2 separate regions of the Homo sapiens genome follow, and region 1 is linked to region 2. The links are chromatin loops, found by intact Hi-C in ENCODE. Cell type or tissue: PC-9. All regions are shown on one strand. Region 1 overlaps SND1 (staphylococcal nuclease and tudor domain containing 1). Region 2 overlaps SND1 (staphylococcal nuclease and tudor domain containing 1).

Region 1 (4,000 bases), 63 kb after region 2:
ATGTGTTCACTTTTTCCTTTATTGGGCAGTGGGAGCTAAGGGAAGTGTGACAAATTGGCCTTAGCTGGAAGTATGTGACAGCTTCCCAGTGGCACTTATTCCACCACTAAGAGACCAGGCATTAGCTGAAGGAGACAAAACTCAAGTGGAAACAAAAAACAGTTTGAAGGATTAGTCAACGGTGTCTACTGCATGCCCGCTGTGTTCTCACTACTGCATCAGACATCACAGTGGCACAGGAGGCATGCAGAACCTGCCTTCTGTCCACGGGGTACACTGAAAAATCCACCAGCTCATCTAGCAGACCTCTACTCTCCATTGAACTAATGCTTGTCAATGTCTACTCTGGGCCAGGAAGATGAGGATTGTTGTGGAAGATGAGGATTCAATGATGAAAACACTTTGTGCTCATGAAGTTAGTTACCAGCTAGGAAAGATTATTTTACTCTACTATTGTAAAAGGTATGTTATTGGTGACTGGATTTGCCATTTGGCCTATATGTTGCATAATGTTAAGAAATAGTACATGGCCGGGCACAGTGGCTGAAGCCTGTAATCCCAGCACTCTGGGAGGCCAAGGCAGGCGGATCACTTGAGGTCAGGAGTTTGAGACCAGCCTGGCCAAGATGGTGAAACCCCGCCTCTACTAAAAATACAAAAATTGGCAGGGTGTGGTGGTGTGCGCCTGTAGGGCCAGCTACTCAGGAGGCTGAGGCAGGAGAACCACTTGAATTCCAGAAGTGGAGGTTGCAGTGAGCTGAGATTGTACCACTGCACTCTAGCCCGGGCTAGAAGTGCATGTATGGCTAGGAAGCTATTGGCAGAATGTAGTGGACAACTCAATCACGGGGCTTAACAGGACACATCCCTCACTAAGGAGACAGCCTCGGGCAGCTATGCTTTTTAGCACATGACCTCTGTTCTCTCCGCACACCACAAGCTGGGAATGGGAAGTCAGTGCAGAAGGTGGGGAATGGCAGAGAGGGAGGGAGTGGTGCTGTAGCAGCTTCAAGGGTAGCAAATGTGCAGTCAGGCCAGCAATAGGAAAAACAGCTCTATTCAAATAGAAATGGCAGATGCCAGGTGAACCAATAAGAGTCTCCTTCTGGAATTTGAACTGAGCAGTGTTTAAAACACAATCCCCGCAGGAGCCAGAGGAAGGAGGCAATAAGCAGAGGGGACGAACTGACATTAACACTGGAGATCTACAGTGAGGTCCCTGGAGCAGTCTCAGACTCAGAATCACCTCAGGTTCCAGGATCTGTGACACCTGACCCTACCTAGGCTCCTATTAGATTTTCATGGATATTCCTCTGCTCTCTCCCCTCACTGACACTGTAAGCCAATCTGTGAGGATCTGGTACTTTCAACCAAACTAAAACTAAAACTATAACAAAAACAGTGCATCTTAGGGCAGGCACTGTGTCATATTCAGATTTTAATCTTTCCAGCACTTAACATACTATGTAGCACACAGTGGCATTGGAGACGCTCAATAAATGTTGAATGAATATTAGTGAAAAATAGTTCTGAAAAACGTAAACACACAGAGAAAGAGATGGTTGATGAACTGTCAGGGCGCAGAGCTGAGATGAGGTTTAGTCTGACACACCTGGAGAACAGAGGTGTTTTATGCAAATACCAGGAAAGGGGCCAACAGAATCCATAACTACATACATCCCACTTTCCCATGGTTATATAACACTTCAAGGATTAAACAAAGTATAGCATAGCTACACCCTTTTACCCCACTGGTCTTTAAATTGGCACATTTAGAGAACGTGGTTTAACTACAGAGTTGAAGTGGTCAACACTGACCAGCTATGTCAGAGAGACCTGAGGCTGGAGCATAGCAGAAATGTTTAGCTTCTGACATGCCAAAGGAGGAAAACAATTCTCACTCATGACCTATGTTCAATTCTAGGAAAGTTATGTGGCCACATGGAAATGCAGAAAACTGGAGCACACTTAAAGAGAGCAGGGGAAAATGACTCAGGGGCGTGGAGACCTGCCTTTAAAGGGAAGATAAAAGGTGCTAAATTTGTACAGCTCAGCTAAGCGGTGACTAAGAGGGTGACAGGATAACAATCTGCAAATATTTGAAAGGTGTAAACACAAGAAAGGAGGGAGAATGCCTAGCCTGAAAACAGGGGGTGTAATTATTAGGGGAAATAAAATCTGGACGCCATATCGGAAAAACTTAGTGTGGGGATGACTACTGGGATATAAATAAGTTTCCCAATGGAAGGGAAAATGTTATTCAGTCTTAAAGCTGAAAGATGGTCACTAAGTCCACTCCTCTGCTTACAGTGAGGAGCCCAGGCCAGTGAATTGTGATTTCATTTTATATATTTAGGCAAATTAATAATATTCAATATTATTGAATATTGAATATTCAATACCTCTGCTTTAAATAATGCTCCCTGAAATTTCAACACAATTTTTGTTGATCAAACGATGGGGGAGACAAAATGGCAGTTTTGATGGAACTTTCACAACAAAACAGGGTTTATCTCCCTAGCCACATACCTAGCTAGCAGATAAAGGGGTGCTCAGTGCAGATGTAGGGGGTGGACAGTGGGGAGAGGAACAGGAGGCAAGAGTATCTCATCTAGTTTTCATCTTCCTTTCTAGTCTTTAAGACCCCAGGCAGGAATGCTGTAAAAGTTTTCCAGATAGGAAACTATGGACACCTCTCCTTTCTATAGACTGCACTTGGTCCCCTGGAGTCATTGTCAAGGACAAGACACAGAACACCAAAACAAGCTTCCTGTCCCACTGACTGCACTCCCATACCTCTGCCTGAGTACCTGCTGCTGCAGCTACTCGATTTATAATCCACAGGCTCCCAGCAGTTTTTTACCCCTAGACTCAATTAGTTCCATTTCTATACTTTCCCATACCACCCTTCTTCCCACCAAAAAACAAAACAAAATTGTAAAAAGCCCCACTACACATAGACTGTAAGATACTTAAACTCCGTATAAAGGCTGAGAAAAGCAACACTTTTAAGTTTGTCCAGGCCGATTTCAAAAATTCTTCAGCGCCAACAATATATAGACAGGTATTCCCTCCTTAAGTATCAAGAACAAAATCAAGAACTTTTAACCATCAACATGAAAGGTAGAGTCAGACAGACCATCTGCCTAATTTTAAGGAATGTAGTTATCACTTAAATAACATACAAAGCCAAATCAGTTCATGCCATTGCTTCTCAGACCTGTAATAGCTCATACACCAAAAACTTGTACTTCTTGCTCATAAGCTTTAAAGTAGAAAGAATTTGGATGGCTCAGGTTGCAAACGATGTCAATGAATCAGTTCACTATTGAAAACTGCACACCATCTCACTTAGGGCGTATATTTCCACATTCCTAAAATGGCCCAAAGAAAAAGGGAAATGGCAGACCAGTTGGTTCCCAAGAGTTCGTTCTTCATGATATGAGGCTACAGTTTGTACTAAAAGGTTTAGAAGTAAAACAAAGATTTTGCATTCTCTCAAATTCTTTATTCTCTCCCTTGTTCTCTAAACTCCTACTTTGTTACCTCAGGGGAGGTAGGATCTTGTGGACCAATTTTGGAACATGTCACTGCTAAAGCTCTTTCAATGATCAGAATAAAGGGATAAAAGAAGAATGAAGGGATCCTAATTAAAGGGATCAAATACCTAATTGTAGTCAGGGGAGTCAGAACTGGGCAGAAGCTGAGACTGAAGCTGTTTTTAGTCACAGCTCCAATTTTTTAGGATAGACTTTTATTAGGTTGTTCGGATTTTGTAATGTTTGATGCATTTGTTGAAAGACCAGGCACTGAAGTTAATTTGGAATTGGAACAAGAAAACCAAGTCTTCACAATGCAATGGAAACTGCAGCTCTCTTTGAAGAAAGGAAGGGGAAGAGAAGAGAAGCATCTACAGACAGGAAGTGCGGTGCTTGGCTGTTAAACATGCCTTAAGTTTCTGATACAAGTCATAATAGTTGTTCGCCTGTTAATGGTAGAT
Region 2 (4,000 bases):
AGGAGCTCCAAAAGGCTCTGTAATGCTGCTAACAGTCCTGCTCTTTTGGAGACAGGAAGACAGATCAGACAAACACCCGTGTGAACAGCTGGAAGAAGGAGCTGTAAACCAGAGGGACCATTCTCTCTCTACTCACTGAAAGTGCACTGCAGAAGAGCCAGTGGGGTAGAGAAGACACATGGGGGAGTGATGAATATTTTATTTGGAGAACTGAGGATCTCTTACAGCAGCAGGGATGATACACATATACCCTGCATCACTTGAGAGCTCCCTGTGGCCCCTTTTCTAATAGCTTTCTGCCGTCTCGCCCTCCAAAACAAAAACTGGTCCCAGCAGCACTCTCCACAGCCACTGCAGCTGGACAGGCCACCACTGAGAAGCTGTTTTCAGGGGTAACACCTTCCCTCTCTCCCGTCCCAAGGCTGTTACCAAACAGGCTGCGTGTTTTTCCCAGTTCATCCCACTCTTTCCAATCAGTGCTAATTGAACCACTTAACTCAAAGACAGTAACATTTGTCGTTTCAAACCATTAAGAAAAGTGACTAAATTGAGGCGTCATACATGAGGCCTGCTCTGGCATCACAGCACACTCACATGCAAACATGCCCACAAATGCCCACAAGGCACACTCAATGTGTAAACATGCACAACTAACAGAGCTTAAGGAGAAAGTCTGCAAAGCGTAGTCAGCAAATGTCAGCCTGTCTTTCTCAACAAGTTTTCCTGAATTGGAAAAAAAAAAAAAAAAGAAAAAAAATCACTGCCAGTTCCAATTCGGAGCCTGGAAATTGAGGCTGTGGTCTCAGGGTCTCCCAGAGCTTCTGCCTCTTGCATTCTCTGAAGTCCAGATAAGAACAAGGAAGAAGACAGTCGGGTGCGGTGGCTCATGCCTGTAATCCCAGCACTTTGGGAGGCTAAGACGGGTGGATCACGAGGTCAGGAGATCGAGACCAGCCTGGCCAACATGGTGAAACCCTGTCTCTACCAAAAATACAAAAATTAGCCGGGCATGATGGTGGGCGCCTGTAGTCCCAGCTACTCGGGAGGCTGAGGCAGGAGAATTGTTTGAACCCGGGAGGCCGAGGTTGCAGTGAGCCGAGATCACACCATTGCACTCTAGCCTGGGCAATAAGAGCGAAATTTCGTCTCAAAAAAAAAAAAAGATGCAGGTTCATAAACAATAAGTCATACAAAACTCATTTCCTTTGTAGGTGGGTCACTAGTCTGTAAAACAAGGAGTCTATCTTAAACCTGCCCAGGGACTGAATTATTTTAGCTGGGTCAATGACGGGGCACAAAATGGAAACCACAAACTAAGTTATACCCTTTTCAAAGATCTCTCAACTCTGATTATGTCTTAGTTTGCCGCTAATCTGTCTTTAGTATCTCTTTCACAAAAGAGGAGCAGAGCCTTACAGGCAAATAGGATTTAGCCAGAATTCACCAACACTGTTCTGTATTCTATGTGTTTATTTTTAAGATTTCCTTTCATTTATGGTAAGTGGTATTTTTCCATTTAATAAAGCTTCCTTTAAAAAAGAGATTTCAGAAAGAACAGAGTGATTTGAAGAAAAATATTAGTGAAATAATCAGTGGTACCTGGATTTGGCTAAAGCACAGGCATGGTATAAAAATATCTGAAGTTTGGAAGATCCTGCTGTAAATGGAGCTGGGCAATAGCAGGGAAGGGACCACTGAGTGGCACTTAGGCTGCCTGAGTCCACAGGCACTCACTGTGGAAAGGTCCACGGGTTGCCTGATCAACAGCCATTTCCACCTTCTCCCTGCTGGCAGGTGCCCATCCTTTTTTCTCGTATGTGACTCAGGAAAATGCTGACTGGTATAAGTCATTTTTTGTGCCATGGACCCCTCTGGCAGTTGAGGGTAGCCTATGGACCCCTTTAAATAATAATCTTTTTACATGCATGAAATATATAGGATTGCAAAGGAAACCAATTATAGTGAAAATTATGAAAATATTTATAAAAACCCATCAAAATCAGGATATAAGTACATGTATTTCTTTATCAACACACTAAGAGATCTAACATCAGCTCTAAAAACTACTATACTTTCAAAGAAGTGGTAAGAGTAAACAATATTCTGAAATTCCTACAATTACTGTAATATGATATGAATATATTCTTTATTTCTATTGGTGATGAATAGATAAATTAGTTTTACTTTGATTTGCTGCTTAATTCATATTCAAAGGAAATAGTTAGTCTTAGCAGTTAATACAAATAAAGACACACGCTAGGTGCTGTGGCTCATGCCTATAATCCCAGCACTTAACGGAGGCTGAGGTGGGAGGACTGCTTGAGGATGGAAGTTCTAAACCAGCATGGGAGGCAGGGCACAGTGGCTCACGTCTGTAATCCCAGCACTTTGGGAGGTCAAGGCGGGCAGATCACTTGAGGTTAGGAGTTTGAGACCAGCCTGGCCAACATGCTGACACCCCATGTCTACTAAAAATATAAAAATGAGCTGGGCTTGGTGGTGTATGCCTGTAATCCCAGCTACTTAGGAGGCTGAGGGAGGAGAATCACTTGAACCCGAGGTGGAGGTTGCAGTGAGGTGAGATCATGCCACTGCACTCTGGCCTGCGTGACGGAGTGAGACTCTGTCTCAAAAAAAAAAAAAAAAAACACAACAACAACCAAAAAAAAAACCCAAAAAAACAAAAAACCCCAAAAAACCCAGCATGGGCAACATAGCAGGATCCCATCTCTACAAAAAATAAAAACAATTAGCCTGGCATAGTGGCACCCATCTATAGTCCCAGCTAGGCAGGAGGCTGAGGTTGGGAGGATTGCTTTAGCTCAGGAGTTTGAGGCTCCAGTGAGCCATGATTGTGCCACTGCACTTCAGCCTGTTTGATAGAGCAAGACCCTGGCTTCAGGGAGAAAAATTTTCTGTATCCAAATTCATGGCTCCTCCAAATCCCTAGTCTCAGCCAATCATTGGGGTGGAGGAAAAGAGTTCCCTTTCCTGGTTTCACATAGTGGTTTAGGAGTGGATGTGTCATCCAGATCTGGATAATCAGTTGTAAAAGGAAGTCAGCTGAGATGCTTGTGGGGAAGGATTTTTTTCTTTTTAAACTTTTAAAAAGGCACAAAACAAGAAACTATGCTTCTCCTGCCTTTGTCGATTGGTGTATGAGCATGCAATGCCTAGAGCTATGGCAATCATCTTGCAGCCAAGAAAGGTACTTGTGGTCATGGGGAGAGAATGGCAGCATAGAAAGAGGGAAAAAACCAAGGTGCCTGATTCTGACCTGGGGACATATCTTAGTTAAACCAACCACCCCTCCCCTGGAGCTGTCCTACTTAGGGACTGACATTTTATGTGAGATGATAAATCTGATTATTTAAGCTGCTCCTATGTTCTAGTGCTGCAGCATAAAACACATATAGCCTAAAGTGACCCATGAGTCTTTACCACAGTTACATATGTCTTTTTCCACTTCCAGAAAATATTAGGTGGCTGAATCCCCCTAATATTTCTGCATCACAGGGTAGGAGTGGCATGGGTTGCTCTGTGCCCCAAACCCATCTCTGTCCTTTATTCCAGTCTCTCAGGCTCCTTGATGTAGAGCAGAAGAGCTGTCTAATAAGAACTGACAGGATGGAGGCCATAGGGACTGCTGATGACAGGAGAGAGCCCTCTTAGCAAAGGATGCCACCCAGAGGGCTGGAGCATGGCTTAGAACTCTATTCTGGGGGCAGCCACTGGGTGGGGTGGGGAGGAGGCACAGCCAGGGTCCATGGAAAACTGTTCTGGAAAAGAGGGAACAGGCAGCCCAGCACAGTTGTGAAGTCAAGAAACAGAAAGTTGGCGTTTTCAGGTTCTTAACTGGTTCTGATCCAAATATCTGGCCTGATAACTACTCCAATTCTTTACAAGAGCTCCTTTTGCTTTTTTCTCCCATCAGCTCGTATCTGCCTCTAGTTTCCACGCTATCTATGTGCAAGCTTCTCAATTCATAGCCATAAATCTG

Evidence for each region. Peaks named below come from ENCODE experiments on the same cell type or tissue, not always from the same donor. Only the 100,000 strongest peaks of a DNase experiment are listed, where the experiment ranks them.
Region 1: a loop joins it to region 2, with 2.5 times the contacts of the local background. A loop is called at or near these places in 2 of 110 quality-filtered maps.

What each region holds. Positions count from the first base shown.
Region 1 is chr7:127,982,086-127,986,085 of GRCh38, reverse strand. The region is part of intron 15 of SND1 (staphylococcal nuclease and tudor domain containing 1); the gene reads right to left. Among named protein-coding and RNA genes, the nearest start is that of SND1-IT1, 13 kb to the left of the region's middle. In PC-9, no CTCF peak of the experiment used is centred here; a DNase peak (open chromatin) is centred at 2,025.
Region 2 is chr7:128,045,014-128,049,013 of GRCh38, reverse strand. All of the region lies in intron 16 of SND1 (staphylococcal nuclease and tudor domain containing 1), which reads right to left. LOC124901743 (a long non-coding RNA gene) reads left to right here. Exons shown (of 2, transcript XR_007060515.1): 2 at 1-1,541. Among named protein-coding and RNA genes, the nearest start is that of LRRC4, 16 kb to the right of the region's middle. In PC-9, no CTCF peak of the experiment used is centred here; no DNase peak of the experiment used is centred here.